Linked DNA regions of Homo sapiens: region 2 is linked to region 1. The links are chromatin loops, found by intact Hi-C in ENCODE. Cell type or tissue: Caco-2. All regions are shown on one strand. Each heading gives the region's core, and the rest is flanking DNA. Links, peaks and the distances in the headings are about the cores only.

Evidence for each region. Peaks named below come from ENCODE experiments on the same cell type or tissue, not always from the same donor. Only the 100,000 strongest peaks of a DNase experiment are listed, where the experiment ranks them.
Region 2: it touches region 1 in a loop (4-fold over the local background); 6 of 110 quality-filtered maps call a loop at or near these places.

Annotation. Positions count from the first base shown.
Region 1 is chr18:21,987,986-21,993,362 of GRCh38, reverse strand. The region is part of intron 1 of LINC01900 (long intergenic non-protein coding RNA 1900); the gene reads right to left. Among named protein-coding and RNA genes, the nearest start is that of LINC01900, 9.6 kb to the right of the region's middle. RefSeq lists an enhancer at 1,330-2,202. In Caco-2, for the core only: no CTCF peak of the experiment used is centred there; DNase peaks (open chromatin) are centred at 1,262 and 2,072.
Region 2 is chr18:22,042,672-22,048,048 of GRCh38, reverse strand. It overlaps the pseudogene RNU7-17P. Among named protein-coding and RNA genes, the nearest start is that of LINC01900, 64 kb to the right of the region's middle. In Caco-2, for the core only: no CTCF peak of the experiment used is centred there; DNase peaks (open chromatin) are centred at 2,608, 3,048 and 3,418; H3K4me3 peaks cover 1,518 bases.

The DNA of each region.
Region 1 (5,377 bases), core at 66-5,065:
GCCTGGGTAACACAGTGAAAACAAATAAATTAAAAATAAATGTTGAAAAATTTGAGCTGGGCATGGTGGCATACACCTGTAGTCCCAGCTACTCAGGAGGCTGAGGCAGGAGGATTGCTTGAGCCCAGGAGTTTCAGGCTGCAGTGAGCTATTAGTGCACCACTGCACTCCAGCCTGGGTGACAAAGGAAGACTCTGTCTCAAAAAAAAAAAAAAAAAAAAGCAAAAAAAGACAACGCCTTTACAAAGCTATTTTTCTTTTACAGAGATAACCATGTTAAGAGTGAAAGGTTAGGCCAGGCACAGTGGCTCACACCTGTAATCCCAGCACTTTGGGAGGCTGAGGCAGATGGATCCCTTGAGTCCAGGAGTTTGAGACCAGCCTGGGCAACATGGTGAAACCCTGTCTCTACAAAGAAAAAAAAAACCCACAAAAATTATCTAGGTGTGGTGGCTTGTGCCTCCCAGCTACTTGGGAGGCTGAGCTGGGAGAATCACTTGAGCCCAGGAGGTGGAGGTTGCGGTGAGCCCAGATCATGCCACTGTACTCCAGCCTGGGCCACAGAGTGAAACTCTGTCTCAAAAAAAAAAAAAAAGGTGAAAGGGTAAATGTACCCTGTCAGGTATTGTTCCACTAAATGTTACAAGATACTTGACTACGACTTTATTTTAACTAAGGGCTAACCTCAAAAACTGATAGCCATCTTAAAATGAAGATGACAAGCATTCCATCCTCAAATAATCTAAAATGTATTCCCAATCAGAAGATCAGTAGGTTTTACCAATATTAACATTTCTATCCTTTCCCTAATTGATTGTTTATTTAGCTGAAGGCCTCTATGTGTGATATGCTACTGGCATATCAAAAGAGGGTTATTTGTTTTTGAACCTGCATGGTGATTAATTCTGCATTTTCATTCTTTTTTTGCAGGGTAGGGAGAAGTATGAGTATAGTGTATTGGAAAGAGAGTTTTGAAAACAGAAGGATCTTAATGCAAATCCAGATTGAACCATTTCCCTCTTTGTGGTCTGGGCAAGTTCATTTCACCCCTCTGAGCCACAGTCTGTTTTTCTAACTTCTGTCACAGGTTCCAGCAGTGATTAAGTAAAATTACAAATTTGGGAGCCCGCCACGTAATAGGAGCCCTTTACCTTTTCTAATTATTTCTTACATGGTAAGCATCCCTAATAAGTATTCACACCTGGTTTGTGGAGTCTACCTGCATGCCTCAGGTGACGTGAGAACATGGTTCACGTGAGGTCTGATCTCACAGGGCGGTGCTGGCCAGGCCCAGCATTGCAAAGATTCCTTCTATTATTCCCAGATTCTTCTCATTTTTTTAACACTCTTTGCCCTTTTCCCTAGGTCAAATGGAAGGGTATGATCCCTACAATAAAGCACAGACTTATTTTTTCCATAGGCCTGTCAAATACTCCCCGATAGCCCCTGTTCTGTCCCAAGGAATGATGTAGCAACTCCTTAAGAATTCCTACCCAGCATTCTTACTAGTGAAACCTGAGTTGGTCATTACAACTATTTTTGTGGGATTTTAAAAAATCAGATCTAAATAACAAGCAAACATGTAACCGTGCATTTGTGCTATCCTTAGATTGTTATGGTTAAAAAGGGATAATTGATTTTAAGTTAAATATTCCTCATATCCTGATCCACCCCTCAAGTACTAGCTTTAATATTTTATAGACTACATGGTCCGACCTATTGACCCAGGTCCTGATGTGCCCACGGACAAGCCGGAAGGGCCATCCTTCCCACTGGCTTTGCAATCTGGAGGCTGACAACCACCCAGCCTGCCACCCATCAAAGTCCCTGCTGGTGACTCTCTCCCCCAGCAAGCTGCCTCCCTTCCCCCACTTTCCCAAACATCTTGGGCATCTCAAACAATCCAATTACACTCAGGTTGTTTAAACAAACAGCAGCACAATTCCCCAGCCCAGAGCCCCAACTGAGGGATTCCCTTGGGCCGACTCTCACCACCTCCACCCCCAACCACAAGCCACTTTCAGAGAAGAGCAGCCCTGAGCAGAGACAATGAGCTCTGGGTTAACAGTGGGTAGTTTTCCATGTCTAAATGTTTGCAGACACTTGGTAAAGTGTCCCAGGCCAAGTTTCCAAAGGACAATACCTCCACACCACTGAGTTTGTTTAAGCAGGCAATCCCAGATAAGAAGGGGGTTGCCCCTCCTCTTCAAAAGCCAAGAATGCAAGATGGGCTGGAGGCAATGCTGTGGGAGGTTGGGACAAATTCCACTGGAACAAGGAATACTTGAGTCCCTCTCTCCACTCCCACCCTCCCTTAAAATAATAGATTTACCCTAAAGGAAAGGTGAAGTCAGGAGATTGGTGGAGTTTTTCTAAGTATTTCACAAATAAGACAGCTGGGACAAGGCAGAGTGCTATTTACAATGCCACAGCTGAGCTGGATTTAGAAGATGCAAGGCATGGTGGTGGGTGCCTGTAGTTCCAGCTACTCGGGAGGCTGAGGCAGGAGAATAATGTGAACCCAGGAGGCGGAGCTTGCAGTGAGCTGAGACCAGGCCACTGCATTCCAGCCTGGGCAACAGAGCGAGACTCCATCTCAAAAAAAAAGAAAAAAAAAAAAGAAGATGCAAAGGTTGCTTACAGTTTCTCACTGAGCAGGCATTCAGTCCCTGCAGAAGGACTGACTACCTTCCCCACTGGGCATTTCACATCATGTAAAATGCCAGTCAATGCCCAATGCCTTACATTTTTTGTTGAAAAGCAAAAGAACCAACCATTCTTATCTCCAGGCCAATTCTGAAGGGCTGCCACCAAACTTGTAAGGACCATCACTCGCCCAACAAATATGTCTAGATCATCCACTTAGAACAAATCCATAATGGTACAGGGGCAGCGAATAGAGGCAATATCTAGTTTCACATGTGATAGAAAGTGGCGTCTTATTTATTTATGTATTTATTTATTTTGTAGAGACAGGGTCTCCCTATGTTGTCCAGGCTGGTCTCGAACTCCTGGCCTCAAGTGATCCTCCCACTTTGGCCTCCCAAAGTGCTGGGATTACAGGCATGAGTCACTACATCTGACGGGTAAGTGTCTTAAAAGAAGAGCAAGCAAAGACTCTGGAAGCTCAGAGAAGAGACGGCTTCTGGCTGAGAGGAGGTGAGCTGATCAGAGAAAGCTTCACAGGGAAGAGGTGTTTGAGTCAGCCCTTGAACCGGTAGGAAGGGTGAAGATGAAAGCCAGCTCCCTCATCAGGCCATGGATAGGCTCTTCCCACATATTTCTAGTTCTTTCTACGTCTCTGGAGCCTTCAGCCATTAAAACAGGTATTCTTATATTTTCTGGGTTACAGACCCTTTCAAGGGAATCCTTGAAAGCTGTGGATTCCCTCTCCAGAAGAATGTCCCAAAATATGGCATGCCATTTCAGCCAGTGCCCAGACTTATCCAGGGACTTCTGGTTAAGAATTCTTGGGATCAAATGTTGCAGACCCATTTCTGCCCAGGGTCTGATAGGAGAATTGAGAGAAAAACAAAATTTCCATCTATCCGTTCTTTACACTTTTATTCTTATTTTTAAAATTAACTAATGTATTTGGTCTACAAAACCCTAAAGAAGAAAAGAAAGGGCTTGTTCACTTTCCATGTTATTTGAAAAGTCCATTGATCTAATGAGCGACATCTTGGGAGAAACCAGAAAGCCTTTTGTACCTTCTTTGGATTGCAAATTCTGAAGAAGGCTTTTCAAAAGCCCAAAAACTGACACTCCAAAAGTGGTTTTCACAAAAGAATCTAAATCAGACTTCAGCGTGTCACTTCTACAATATCTGGGAGCCACAAACATGGATAGAAAGGTCTGGCTTAATGGTGCGACACCAAGATGGCACTGAGCCTCACTCATCCTTTGCACACCAAACATGTTTGAATGAATAAATCACTGATTGAGGGAGTGGATGAGAAGTTTTATGACAGAACAAATGGGACAGACACACATGGAGTTTCGGTGAGAGTAAAAGTGTAGGTTGGCTAGGTGCGATGGCTCACGCCTGTAATCCCAGCACTTTGGGAGGCCAAGGCAGGTGGATCACCTGAGGTCAGGAGTTTGAAACCAGCCTGACCAACATGGAGAAAATCCGTCTCTACTAAAAATACAAAACATTAGCTGGGCATGGTGGCGCATGCCTATAATCCCAGTTACTCGGGAGGCTGAGGCAGGAGAATCGCTTGAACCCGGGAGGCGGAGGTTGCGGTGAGCCGAGATTGCGCCATTGCACTCCAGCCTGGACAACAAGAGTGAAACTCCGTCTCAAAAAACAAAAAAGTGTAGGTTACTTTATACTGTAGCTCATTCCAGAATACTGGATAAATAAAACAGATGTGGAAACAAACAGATGTGTATGTAAATAAAACAGATGTGTTAAATATTAATTTGAGCAACTACCTAAAATATATACAAGCTCATAATTTAAAGGTATTTGACTACAATTCCTGATATATCTGAAAAAAAAATTTTTTTTTTTTTGAGATAGAGTTTCGCTCTTGTTGCCCAGGCTGGAGTGCAATGGTGCGTTCTCGGCTCACCGCAACCTCTGCCTCCCGGCTTCAAGCAATTATTCTGCCTCAGACCCCCGAGTAGCTAGGATTACAGGCATGCACCACCACACCCAGCTAATTTTGTATTTTTAGTAGAGACAGGGTTTCACCATGTTGGTCAGTCTGGTCTCGAACTCCTGACCTCAAGTGATCCGCCCACCTCAGCCTCCCAGAGTGCTGGGATTACAGGCGTGAGCCACCGCACCCGGCTGAGAAATATTTTTAATTAAACCTTTGATATAAGTGTAAACTCACATGCAGTTGTAAGAAATAATGCTAAGAGATCCTGGGTACTCTCTAGCCAGTTTTTTGGGTACTGATTCTTCCCACTTTATTCTCTTTCAAGATTGTTTTAGCTATTCTAGTTCCTTTTCCTTTCCATCTATATTTTACAAGAATCAAAATGGTATATCTCCCACTGATAACATCCTGCAAAACTACAGCACAGTATTTCAACAGGGATATTGACAGCATTACAGAGAAGACATAGAATAGAATGGTTCCATCACTACGAGGATAACTCATACTGCCCTTCCCTTCCACCCCTACTACTTCCTTAATGTTTGGCAATACTAATCTGTCGTTTGTTTCCGTAATTTTTTCATTTCAAGAATATCATATGAATGGAATCATTTTGAGATTCGCTTTTTTCCCCAATACCCTTGAGATCCATCCAAGTTGTTGTGTGTCTCCACCCTCTGTTTCTTCTTATTGCTGAGTGGTATTTCATGGTATTGATGAACCGCAGTCTGTTTAACCAGTAACCTGTTGAAGGACATCTGGGT
Region 2 (5,377 bases), core at 305-5,304, 54 kb before region 1:
ACAGGAAAAGAAGGACATTGGCATTTTCCTGCAAGACGTTTAAACTTTCCCATGCTGTATGGAACAAATGTTTTGTGTAATTTTCCAGTGGCCTTGATGAAAGATGTTATGTAATTCAATATAATTGTAGCATGAAGAAATTAAAGGCCATGCCAGGCTTATCAAATGTTTGGACCCAGTTAAAGATCCAGAAGCATTAAGCATTCAAGACACGGCCAGCTTATTTCTGTGGATTCTGTTCCTTCAGGGTCTCTCCTCCTTTGCTTGGCACTCAAGTCCTCTTATAATCTGTCCCTGATCTACCATTCTCACTGTTCCAGCCTGTTTGCACATATCGTTTACTCCAGCCAGGCTGCTGGCATGAGCTCACTGCCAAGGCTCCTGTGCAGCCTTCCCACTCCAGTTCCATCTCTCTCCCGCATTTCCTGCTTACCCAAATCCAATCCCTTCATAATCCAGTGGACACACTGCTTCTTGGAAAAGACTTCCTTCACCACCCCAGTCCTCTGAGCTCCAAACTTGTCCCAGTTCAAGTCAGTCTATTGGTTTGTAAATCATTCAGGAAGCTTTTTGTGTGTGTGTGTGAGACAGAGTCTCACTCCATCGCCCAGGCTGGAGTGCAGTGGCGCAGTCTCAGCTCACTGCAACCTCCGCCTCCTGGGTTTAAGCAATTCTCTGCCTCAGCCTCTCAAGTAGCTGGGATTACAGTCATGTGCCACTGCACCCAGCTAATTTTTTGTATTTTTAGTAGACACAGGGTTTTGCCATGTTGGCCAGGCTGGTCTCGAACTCCTGGACTCAAGTGATCCTCCCACCTCCCAAAGTGCTAGGATTACAGGTATGAGCCACCGTGCCTGGCCCAGGAAGCATTTTTTGCCAGCCTGTACCCTGCATACATCCTTGGCCTCTCAGAACCCCCTTCCTCCTTCATATGAACATCGTGGTCCCTACCTCAATGGAGTTTGTAAAGATGAAGTGAGAAGGCCCACGTTAAGTGCCTAGCAGCATCTGGAACATTGGCGGGCTCCCCAGAAATGCATTTCCCCATCCCTTGTGCCAGGTACGGCACTAGGCACTGGAGGGGGCAGCTGGGGAAAGTTACTAGTATGTGCAATGGACACTGCAGAGTGGTAACAGGTGTTCCCATGTGCCTTTGAGCAAGTTTTTGCATTTCTCTCTCACCCACTTTTCCCATCCTGAAAATGGGCTGATGACAGTATCTACATCATAGTCTATGTGATAAGCTTAAAAGAGCTAATGCCTATGAAGCACTGAGAACAGTGCCTGGGCCAAAGTAAGTATTCAGGGAGCCTCGGCAATAATGCAGATGTGCGCAGAGGACATATCATGAGCAAGACAGATGTGGTTTCTGTCTTCAGGGAGTGAGTGGAAGAGATAAGACACAAATACATTTGCTCTACAATACAACTCATTTGGCATTTGACATATGTTATCTTGAGTTGCTATCTAGCTAATTACATGTATGTCTTGTCCCCCTATCAAGATGGTAAATTTATTGAGAGAGGAGAGCCTGGATCCAATTCTGCTAGGTCCCCTGCACTGACCAGAGTGTCTTGTGTATAGACATCCAATACTATTTATTGCTAATTACCTAAAGGATTGATCTTGCCTTTGCCATTAAAACTTTATTATGAAGATCCTATTCATTGATGGAGTTCTGTGGCTTTCTTGGTGTGATCAGATTCATATGTGAAAAATTAATGTGTAACCACCGTCCTGTGGACACCAGCGTCCCCAAGTCTCTGCTACACATAAATCTGTCATCATTCTGGTTAAAATGCATCGAACCCAGATACCATCAACCCACAGCTAAAGCTATCTCTGAGTCCCCTGAATTGCATTTTTCCATGAAATAATAATAATGACACTTTATGTCATTTAACCCCAACGATATTCTATAAGGCAAGTACTATTACCATCCCTATTATATAAATGGGGAAGCCAAGGCTTGGAGAGCTGAGGCTGTTTGCCCGAAGCCACAGGTGAATGATGGAGCTGAGATTTGAACACAGGTAGTCTGACATGAGGTGGAAGCATGTAATTGCTACGCCAGTCTGCCTGATTTGGTGACAAAAAGACAGCCTGGTCTCTAACAAGAAAGCAAAGACATAAAAGAACCGGTAACATGGCACAGTCCTCCCTGCAAGCCCCCAGGGGAAGATCTTAATGGCAGAGACTTCTTTCTCCACAGCCATGGTGAGACAGACAACCCTGGCCCACAGGGGGCCATTTTTTCATGGGATTTGTGGCAACTGTGCTGTTCATGCTGGCGTGGGGAACACTGGCTCAGTCTCTCATCAAAGGCTCCCACGTGGGACCTTCACTCATGGCTCCCCACCCAGGGGTCCCACTAGGGGTTAAACCTAGGGGTTCCTCCTCTAGAGCAAGGACACTGAGCCACTTTTCTCCTCCTTCCCGTTGTACTGTCTCTTATTGGTGATTTTTTTTTTTTAATTTATGATTTTCGGCCCAGCCGGTTGTTAGCCTGCTGTGTTTGGAAAAGGTAGATGATTAAACCTCCTGGCCAGGTGTAAATGCAACCTTTGTCATCTGGAGGCTGGGAGAATTACCTTGTTGAGCTGCAGCCTCTCTGTGGCTCCACATTTTCTGCTTGAAGCAGAACCTCTCCCAGGCTAAGGTCTACAAGTCTTAGGCCTACCATTGGATTGCCCTGCTCTGAGTGAGCCCAGCCCAGAAGCCAGAGATCACAGATGTCCCCACATGGCCACAAAAGCTCTGAATAGACCCTAAAATTTGGAGGTGGAGAATCAAGCACCTGTCTCTCTCTCTCTCTCTCTCTCTCTCTCTTTCTTTCTCTCCTCTTTCTCTCTCCCTCTCAAGGGAATTTTTACTAGGTAAATAATAAAAATATGTAATCATTGACTAGGCCTTTAAACCTGACCTGAAGGTACGTTTGCATTTCTGTTGCCAATAGAGATTCCCACTAGTCCCTTACTCTGCCTCAATAGCCACCTCTCAGAGTCTACTTGTCCACTTGGCTACTGGGATGTTCAGCCCCAGAGAGCTACAGCCATGCAGAGAGGAGAGAACCAGCCCGAAGGCTGCAGCTCAGGGAGGTCACTTAGAGAAATGGGTTTACAAACCCCTTCCCTTAAGGAAGCCCTACAGTTGGCCACAAACCCTGACCACAGGTCTGTGAGAGGGAGAGGCCAAGCCAGGACTGACTCCCTGTGCTGTGAAATTGTGAACCCAGAGGACAAGAAGTTCTGGATCTGCGTGGAAGGCATCAGCAGCCCAGTGTCCTGGAGCATCAGCCAGAAGCCTTGTGTTGACTTTGTAAGGCTGAGTTCTCACCAATAGACTCATGCTTCAGGAAGGCTATTTCTGAACAAACAGCATGCAGCAAGTGAGCTCTTTGTGCCTCTTCCCAACGCACTGAGCTTGGCCCCTGCTCAAGGTGAGCTGAAGGCAGCAAAACCTGTTCTCAAGTTGCTTTCATTGGTCAAAGTCCTTTCCTAGGTGTTGGGTGGCTCTTGTTGAATTTTGGTGCCATTTGGGAAGATAAGTAAAAATCGACTTGAGCCTTCTCTGTAGGCAGTAAATAAATGTTTGTCAAAGACCAAATGACTAACTCAATAAGTCAATTAGCGTGTGTGTAGTGAGCGTCTCCCCCCGCCCCTGAGCCCAGCCCTAAATAACACGCTGTGAGAGGCTCACAGACACCCCAGCAGCAGTAGCAAATTGGGAGGTGGGGGGACAAAACTAACATCCCTGGGATCATTCAAAAACAACCCTATGCTAAATGACTAAATTTGCTTTAACTTTGACCAGTTTTGCTCTTTGCAATGTATGTGACAGATGACATGGCTCTGTGAAGTTTTCAAAGGCTTTTGGCTGAAAGCAACACCATTTTAACCAGCAAGAGGATAGAGACATGCCCAGCAATGGCAGGCTCATTTAATATGCAAGCAAAGAAGGAGACTTCAGCCTGGGTTGGAGTCCTCTCATGGATGGCAGGATGCAGATTAAGTGGCAGATTAAGTGAGGAGGAGAAAGGTTTATCTCAGCCAGTGCAGGAATGCAGGGTCAGGAAGAGACTGGGGACTGGAGACAGCTCTAAAAACTGCATTGAGGGGTTTCCTTTCGGGTGCAGTGAGAAATAAGTATGCCGAGTCAGAAGGAAGAACCCCCTGCAGGGCCTCGAGGTCACTCACGTTTCTCTAACTGAGGATGGGCATCCCTGAAGAGGTGCATTTGGAAGACTGGGCCACACAGGACCATCTGCAGAACGTATCGCAGAGGAGCAGGATCAGCCCGGGAGATGGAACTTGATGGAGAGAGGAAAGGAAGAGTCAATCTTAGAGATATTTTGAAGAAGCAAAAGATAGAATGTGTGACAGGCAGGTTGTTGGAGCCAGTGGCAAGAGAACAGGGGAAGCTGCCCTGACTATCCTGAGAGATATGAGACAGGATAAACAGAACCAGGATAGATGGGAAGGGACAACCATAAGCAGAAGCGGCACTTCATCAGAGTCTACTGAACTCAGAGCTGGGTGTCCTCTGAGCAGCCACAATTCCCAGGCCCTTCTTTCTCTTTTATTTTTTAAATCTTTCTTTTTTATTTATTCGTTTTTATTTTTTTGGGGGGGGGCACTTTCCAGTAAAAAGCAGAAAGCATGCTAGACAAATTCAAAAAGAGCTGTAACACTCAAGACCTCCTTATCTGCGGCCTTAGCATCTTCTTTTCTCCTCGTTCTCAATTTGGCTTCATTTTGCCCCAGATTCTTCCCCAATCCAGTCTTTCCTCCTCTTCAAATGACGGCTGGCTCATCTTTGAGGAAGAGATGCTACTGCAGAATAAAAGATAGAACCAGTGAGACTTTTTCTTAATATGGAGACCATAGTCTTGGACATCATCAGTAGGCTCATCTTGGAGAGTTTTGATTATCCTTCTCCAAAAGACCACCCTCAGAGCACACCTGGTTTTTATACAGGGGTAATCCAAATAGAAAGATAGACAGGGGCATTGTTCTAAAGAAGGAAAGAGGGAAAAAGAAATAACTTTGTTCAGGAAGGAACGTAGGGGTTGATGGCAGGCAAGGAGAGATAACACTTTAGGCCTGGCACAGACCTCAGAAAGGGTTTCCGTTTGTTGACCAGGCACGGTGGTTCACGCCTGTAATCCCAGCACTTTGGGGAGCCAAGGCGGGAGGATCACTTGAGGTTAGGAGTTCCAGACTAGCCTGGCCAAAATGGTGAAACCCCCTCTCTACTAAAAATACAAAAAATTAGCCAAGTATGGTGGCGTGTGCCTGTAATCCCAATTACTCAGGAGGCTGAGGCAGGAGAAACATTTGAACCCAGGAGGCGGAGGTTGCAGTGAGCTGAGATTGTG